Regions from separate parts of the Mus musculus genome. Here all the other regions are linked to region 3. The links are chromatin loops, found by intact Hi-C in ENCODE. Cell type or tissue: left cerebral cortex. All regions are shown on one strand. Region 1 has its middle 7.4 kb from the start of Nr1h2. Region 2 overlaps Shank1 (SH3 and multiple ankyrin repeat domains 1). Region 3 overlaps Gm15517 (predicted gene 15517).

Region 1 (2,500 bases), 300 kb after region 3:
AACAAAACAAAACAAAAAGCTGGAAAAATAATAGACAGCAAAACAAACAAACAAAAAACCCAGGAGACACCAAAGGAGCATCAGAGAAGTTGGAGCTGAAACTACAGGCATTTTGGGGGGTCATCTGAAGCAGGTGCTGACATCAGAACCCCAGCCCTGGGACAGAGCAGCTCACAAAAAACACAGCAGATGTGACATTTGAAATTATGTGTACACAGTCACGAGGCTGAAAGTCCACTGTGTGGCACCATCTGTCCCTAGGTATGTCATAATAAAATGTTCCTCCCCCACATACCATGTCCCGTAGGCTGGGGTAGAGCCGACATAGTTTGTTTAGCAGGCAGGAGGGAGTACCAAAAAGTAAAATCCACTAAAAAGATCTGATGGGGGTGGCCTTGAGCCCCTGGGTGTGCGTGTGTGTGCGTGTGCGTGCACGCATGTGTGCACCCGAGTGGGCACACTACAGGGCAGAAGGAACAGCATGGACCAAGGAGTGCAGGGAGGAATACATCCAGAGCCCTCAGATACCAGCAAGGCTAGGGTGGGTGGAAACTTTGAGTAAAGAGAGTATGCAAAAGATCTGAGAAGGAAATGGGCCAGGCTTGGACATCCTAGCTACCCAAGAGTCTGAGGCAGGAGGATCACCAGTTCAAGGCCTATCAGGTTTACAGAACAAGGTCAAATGAGCCTGGGCAACTTAATGTCACCTGTCTCAAAATAAAAAAGTAAAAAGGTGATTTAGGTTGTGGCTCGGGGGTAGAGTCCCTGCCCAGTGAGGAGCTTTGGGCATGGTTCATTGGTAGAACCCCAAGCGTAGCATGCCCTTGTCTCTGGGTTCCATCCCCGGTCGCCAAACGGGGTGGTGATGTAGCCCCACTTGCCCGGCTGTATGAAGAAGAGCATTTTCTCCCAGATAGCTTGGAAGACACTGTCAGAGAGGAAGAAACTACCAGCGATGGGTTTGGCTAGAGCCACAGGCAGGAAAGCTGCAGAGAGGTTGGTTGTACCTCCCAGCAGCTGAAGCCCTCTAGGTACCGCAGAGGGATCTTGTTTGGAAACACAGCCCCACGCTGCCACCGTGTGGCCATGTTATGATTTGCAGAAAACATTTAGAAAGTTCCTTAATAAAACGTAATACAAGGGTCCCAGAATGAAGGTGACAAGAAGAGGTGAATGGTCAGGGTTATTTAACTTGAATGAATGAATGAATGAATGAATGAATGAATGAATGAATGAATGAATGAATGAATGAATGAATGAATGAATGAATGAATGAATGAATGGTCAGGGTTATTTCATTTAAATAAATAAATAAATAAATAGTAAAAATGAGGACATGATTGTTCCCAGGTGTGGTTGAGAAGAGAACAGCCAGGCCAGAGGTATCTTGGAAGAGTACAAACTGAACCAGGCTAGAGGACAGAACCTGGCCATGGGAGAGTGGGGCAAGAAAGGAAAAGGGGCGCGGGTGTGTGTGTGTGGCACAAGAAAGGAGCGAGGACCGAGAGAAGACCAAGACATCCCGTAGCCAAAATGGTTGATGTTATATAGGAATCAGAGAAGCTGAGGGAAGAGAAGGGAGCTCAGGGGCTGGAAAGGTTCAGGGTAGGGGGCAGTGTGAAAAGTACTGAGATGAGCCAGGACTCTGTAACAGGTATTAATGGTAATGATATTGGCCGACATCCACCTTGATACGTTAAATGGGCACCTCAGCCATTTGGGTTTCTTTTTTGGTTTTTTGTTTTTTGTTTTTTCTAATAGTTGTAACCGACACTCTGCCTGCAACTGAGGCTCTGCCTGCTGTTTTTGTTTTGTTTGTTTTTAGTTATTTATTATTTATTTTATGTATATGAGTACAATGTAACTATATTCAGACACAGCAGAAGAGGGCATCAGAATCCCATTGCAGATGGTTGTGAGCCACCATGTGGTTGCTGGGAATTGAACTCAGGACCTCTGGAAGAGCAGTCAGTGCTCTTAACCGCTGAGCCATCTCTCCAGCCTCCTAACAGAATATTTCTTTCTTCTTTCTTTCTCTCTTTCTTTTAAGATTTATTTATGTATGTTTGTGGGTGCACTGTCTCTGCCTGCCGTTTAAGAGAAGGCCGGGACAGGATGAGCATGGGGAATCCATACAATCTCTCCTACCAGTATTTAGTAGGTGATGGCTGTTTCTAGGTGCCAGGAAAGTGTTCAGAAATCAACCCACGAATTTTTAATTTTAATTATGTGTGTGAGTACAGTGGCCATGGAGATTGGAAATGCCCTGGATCTGGGGTTACAGGCTTTTGTGAATCGCCCAAACTGGATGTTGGGAGCTAAACCTAGGTCCTCTGCGAGAGCAGCCAGTGCTCTCAACCACCAAGCCCCCTCTCTGGTTCTATTTTATTTCGTTGGTTTTTTGTTTGTTTGTTTGTTTTTTAAGAGTCTTATGTAGCACACTTTTGTCTTGAACTCTTTATGTAGTGAGGATAACCTTGAAGTTCTGATCCAACTGCCT
Region 2 (2,500 bases), 89 kb after region 3:
AGACAGACAGATGGAATGATAAACAGGTACAAATGATGAATTGACAGAACAATGGATTGGTGACCAGACAGACAATTTTTTTTTCTTGAATGAGTTGAAACTGGGGCTGGAAAGATGGTTCCATTGCTAAGAGGGTTTGCTGTGTCACCATGAGGATGGGAGTTTGGGTTCCAGGCTTGGATAGCCCTGCAGCCCACCCACTTCCCCCACATATGCAACTCTAGCTCTTGTGCCTTTCTCCGGCCTCTATGAGCCCCTCCAGCATGCGCGTGCGCGCGCGCACACACACACACACACTTTTAAGTCTGACGTGAGCTGCAGCTGCTGGGAATCAGAACTGGGTCCTCATGTCTGTATGTGTGGCAAAGCGTATTACTGACTGAGCAATCGCTCCAGCCCTGATTTCTTTTTTGAAAGATTCCGCCAACTCTGGAAAAGAGACCAGAAAGGAGTGAAGGAGAGAGGAAACAACAAAGCCAGAGGGGTGGCTGCCACCACAGGCCAGAAGAGTGTCAATGGGACCTGGGTACAGGCCACGACTGCAGGTGGTACCTGCTTTAGTGGGACTGCTCGGCTGCCTGCTTTTCTTTTCTTTCTCCTGACTGCTTCCCCAGAGAATTCTCCCAGGACTTGCTTTCTAGCTTCTGTGTGCCTCGTCTCTGCCATGAAAGAGCTCAGAGGAGAAAGTAATTTCCTTTTGGAGTGTGGAGAACTCTGACTGATCCCTCTTCGCTCTCTTTTCTCTCTTCCTCTAACTGCTGCCCCGAAGTCGAGCTTTGATCCTCACCACCGCTCCCAGCCAAGTTATGACCGGCCTTCTTTCCTGCCTCCCGGACCTGGCCTTATGCTCCGGCAGAAATCTATCGGTATGTCCCCCAGAAAGGACCGTAGCCCAGGGGCAGGAGAGGACTGTCTAGGTTTGGAAATGTGCTGCAGCACCACATCCGACCCTGGTTAGAGGAGGTCGGGTTTGGATGAATTCCAACTTTGCTTCTCGCCTGCGGGACTGCGTGGGTGGTCTCTCGGCTTCCTGACCTTCATCTAGAAAACCGGGGTCTTTGGTGTCCAGAGGAAGGATTGTTGGTAGCATGCGGGTAGTAAGTGGAGGCAGATCCTTGTTGAGAGAGAAGCTAGCTACTTCCTAGGCGTCTCTGTGTAAAATAATAGCCTTTTCTTCTTCTCAAGCACGCTTTAAACTCGCTCCAAGTCACCATTATCATGGATTCAGGCCTTTGACTAATTAGGAAATGGCTCCCCCTCCTGGCCAGAGGGTGAAATTCCACTGAATTTCTCTTGCGCCTCTGCTGTTGTATAGCTTGTATGCAGAAGGAGCTGGGCCAGTCCCTAATTCCTCCATTGGTCTTACGTATCTCAACAGGGGCTGCGGAAGATGACAGACCCTACCTAGCACCCCCAGCCATGAAATTCAGTCGTAGCCTGTCAGTCCCGGGTTCAGAGGACATACCCCCACCACCCACTACATCCCCACCAGAGCCGCCCTATAGCACACCTCCGGCCCCCTCCTCTTCCGGCCGCCTCACTCCCTCGCCTCGGGGAGGGCCCTTTAACCCTGGTTCCGGGGGTCCCCTTCCCGCCTCCTCACCTTCATCTTTCGATGGGCCATCTCCTCCTGACCCCCGTAGTGGGGGCCGAGAGAAGAGCCTATATCACAGTGGCGCCCTACCCCCTGCCCACCACCACCCACCTCATCACCACCATCATCACGCCCCACCTCCTCAGCCCCACCATCACCATGCGCATCCTCCCCACCCACCGGAGATGGAGACAGGAGGTTCCCCCGACGATCCCCCACCTCGATTGGCTCTGGGACCCCAGCCCAGCCTTCGAGGCTGGCGAGGTGGAGGACCCAGCCCGACCTCGGGGGCCCCATCACCTTCCCACCACAGTAGCAGCGGAGGCAGTAGCGGTCCTGCTCAGGCTCCCGCCCTGCGCTACTTCCAGCTGCCCCCGAGGGCGGCCAGTGCGGCTATGTACGTACCAGCCCGCTCCGGCCGCGGTCGCAAAGGCCCGCTGGTCAAGCAGACCAAAGTGGAAGGCGAGCCCCAAAAGGGCAGCCTCCCTCCCGCGTCCTCTCCAACATCCCCGGCGTTGCCTCGGTCCGAACCACCTCCGGCCGGGCCGTCGGAGAAAAATTCCATCCCTATCCCTACCATCATCATCAAAGCCCCATCTACCAGTAGCAGCGGCCGCAGTAGCCAGGGAAGCAGCACAGAGGCTGAGCCCCCCACCCAGCCCGACGGCGCGGGCGGCGGAGGATCCTCGCCTAGCCCTGCACCTGCCACGTCCCCTGTACCGCCGTCCCCGTCGCCCGTGCCCACCCCTGCGTCACCCAGCGGCCCGGCCACCCTGGATTTCACTAGCCAGTTTGGAGCAGCCCTAGTGGGCGCGGCGCGGAGGGAGGGAGGCTGGCAAAACGAAGCCCGGCGGCGGTCCACGCTATTCCTGTCCACCGACGCAGGAGATGAGGATGGAGGCGACA
Region 3 (2,500 bases):
CTGACTCCGAGGTCTGGGTGAGGGAGGCCAAGTGCTGTGCGGCTAGGACCCATGGCTATGAACTTGCAGGAAGTGAGGACAGGTGAAGGGGCTGGGGCAGAGGTGGGGGGAGGGAGGGGAGGGAGCTGACTCCTGACCTCCTCCCCCAGAATGTGACCTTGGCCATGGCCGTGTTCACCATCCTAGCCTCCATCTACTTCTTCAACAAGGTGAGGGGGAGGCGGGATGAGAGGGCTCTGTCTCTCCTGTCTCTCTTCATTTGGCCCTGGAGCTTTTACTATCCTGAGCTGCCACGTGTCTACATTGTACTTCTATCTCTGCTCTAGGCTCAGCAGTAAGAAGGCATGACGCCCCACTCCACCAGCTTGGCCCCCGCCTGCTCTGCCATTGCGCTGGCCTCTGAGATCCAATAAATGTAACAGCACCAGACCAAGGCTCCCTGCTCCCTAAGCCCTGCTCCCCACAACCATGGATCTCAGCAGGAAGATGAAAAGGAGAGACCTGGTCCCTAGATCTCAGGGAGGAGGCTAGGGACCTGTCCCTCCAAGTCTATGGGAGGAGGCTGGGCCCTGGACCTCTGAATCTGAGGGAGGAAGCTGGGTCCTGGACCTCTGGGTCTGAGAAAGGAGACTGGGTCCTGGATCTCAAAATCTGTGGGAAGAGGCTGGGCCCTGGACCTCCAAGTCTGTGGAAGGAGGCTGGGCCTTGGATCTCTTGCATCTGTGGGAGGAGGTTGGGCTTAGAGTCCTATGTCTGTGGGAGGAGTGCTGGAGCTTGGACCCCTAGGTCTGAGGGAGAAGTGGGTTTTGAAGAATGCGTAGGAATCTTTAGGTCACATGAGTATTTAAGGGGCATTTCAGCTGTGAGTGCCAGGGCACAGAAAAGAACTTCCAGGGCCCAATTCTCCATCTGGCACTAAACAGCTTGCTCAGGACTTCAGACCTGTCTCTCTGAGCACTCCTACCCAGCAAAGGTGAAAATCTGTTTAAAGAAAGGCCACACTAAGGATTGCCAGAGATCAAAGGTGTGGGCAGATGTTGCGACTGTGTGTAAAGAGTCTGGATATAATTCCTTCCCTGGTTATCTTAAAAAATGATAATATTTCTTCCTTTTATTTTTTTCTTGTCTTAGCAAACTCCTATTCAACTGTGATCACCTGCCATCAAATCCCTTTCCAATAGAAGTGTCCAGAACCCCAAAATAGAGGAGATCTGTTAGCACACGCCAACCTTCCTGCCTCCTCCAACCTCCCCAAAGTGAAAAAAGAAAAATCATTTGTATGCTCTGGGTCTTCGGGAAAAGGACTAGAAATTTCCAATCACGAACAGATTTGTAAATCCGTTTAGTTCAGATCCGCGCAATTTTAGTGGGTTACAAGCAAACTGAGACCAAGACGAACTAGCGGTCGCGCCCTCTGTTGATCAGAGCCAGTAACAGCACCCTTTGTCCTCAAATGCAAGGACTCCTTGTACGCAAAACCAGAAATGGCCGCATGGTGGCGGTGTCAGACTATTTTCCTAGATTTTAATTGGCAGGAGACTGAGACTCCTGCCTGAGCTCTCAACCAGGTATTTCCCAAGCATCCACCTCCTCCTGTAAATAGAGTGGCCTCTCCCTCCCTGCACCTCCCTACCCACATGGCTCACACCAGGCCCTTCTGCTATACCCTTAGCCCCGTAACTCAAAAAAACGGCTGAGCAGCCGCACCCTAACGGCTTTTCACCTGCTGTGCCACACACTCCGAGCGGGCTGAGGAGCCCTTTGCAACCCCTAGTCTGCGAGTCCTCCATTGAAAGCTTCCGGAGCAAACCTTCCTGCCTCACCCCGTCTCTTCACTCTCCAGGTGGGCTTGGCTGTCAGCGGTTTTTCAACCGCGGAACCAAGTCAACCTTTGCGCCCTCCACATCCCTCCTTCCCCCAGGGCTTGACCATTTATGTGGTTTCTGAGTCCTCAGGGAGCTATCAACTTGGCATTTTCTCAACCGCAGTCCAGCGGAGATGGATGTGTCTCGGGCCGGCGCTGTGGAGAGCCACTGAGGGCTTTGTCAATTCCCACCACTGGGCTTGGGGTGGGACGGAGCATCGATTCTGCTCTGAACGTTCCCCAGGGTGCTATGAATGGGCAGCTGGGGTTCTGAGGCGGCTCCTTTTTGTGAGGAAGCTGAGCGCTTCGAATGGGTAGCTCTGCTGCCCGGGAAATTCTTTCACAGACCTTCACTCAGACAAAGATGGGATTTTTTTTTTATTATTATTATCACTATGCTTATTTTTAAAAGTAAATACTTGTTTTTGTTTTTCGAGGCAGTGTTTCCCTGTGTAGCCCTGGCTGTTCTGGAACTCACTCTGTAGACCAGGCTGGCCTCGAACTCAGAAATCCACCTGCCTCTGCCTCCCAAGTGCTGGGATTAAAGGCATGCGCCACCACTACCCGGCTAGTAAATACCTGTTATATGCCAGGATTATAGTATGTGCTTTAAAGATTATAATTTAGTTAATCGAC

Evidence for each region. Peaks named below come from ENCODE experiments on the same cell type or tissue, not always from the same donor. Only the 100,000 strongest peaks of a DNase experiment are listed, where the experiment ranks them.
Region 1: it touches region 3 in a loop (7-fold over the local background); 8 of 42 quality-filtered maps call a loop at or near these places.
Region 2: it touches region 3 in a loop (16-fold over the local background); 37 of 42 quality-filtered maps call a loop at or near these places.

Annotation. Positions count from the first base shown.
Region 1 is chr7:44,560,164-44,562,663 of GRCm38, forward strand. No RefSeq gene overlaps it. Among named protein-coding and RNA genes, the nearest start is that of Nr1h2, 7.4 kb to the left of the region's middle. In left cerebral cortex, a CTCF peak has its summit at 1,067 (motif pointing left); DNase peaks (open chromatin) are centred at 236 and 1,068.
Region 2 is chr7:44,350,179-44,352,678 of GRCm38, forward strand. It overlaps Shank1 (SH3 and multiple ankyrin repeat domains 1), which reads left to right. Exons shown (of 25, transcript NM_001034115.1): 23 at 770-866; 24 at 1,379-2,500. Among named protein-coding and RNA genes, the nearest start is that of Gm39001, 23 kb to the right of the region's middle. In left cerebral cortex, a CTCF peak has its summit at 1,270 (motif pointing left); DNase peaks (open chromatin) are centred at 1,255, 1,722 and 2,358; H3K4me3 peaks cover 275 bases; H3K27ac peaks cover 1,789 bases.
Region 3 is chr7:44,261,463-44,263,962 of GRCm38, forward strand. Gm15517 (predicted gene 15517) reads left to right here. Exons shown (of 3, transcript NM_001384596.1): 1 at 1-72; 2 at 150-209; 3 at 327-429. The coding sequence starts at 58. The coding sequence ends at 338. Among named protein-coding and RNA genes, the nearest start is that of Gm15517, 1.3 kb to the left of the region's middle. In left cerebral cortex, a CTCF peak has its summit at 1,456; DNase peaks (open chromatin) are centred at 1,470 and 1,948; H3K4me3 peaks cover 638 bases.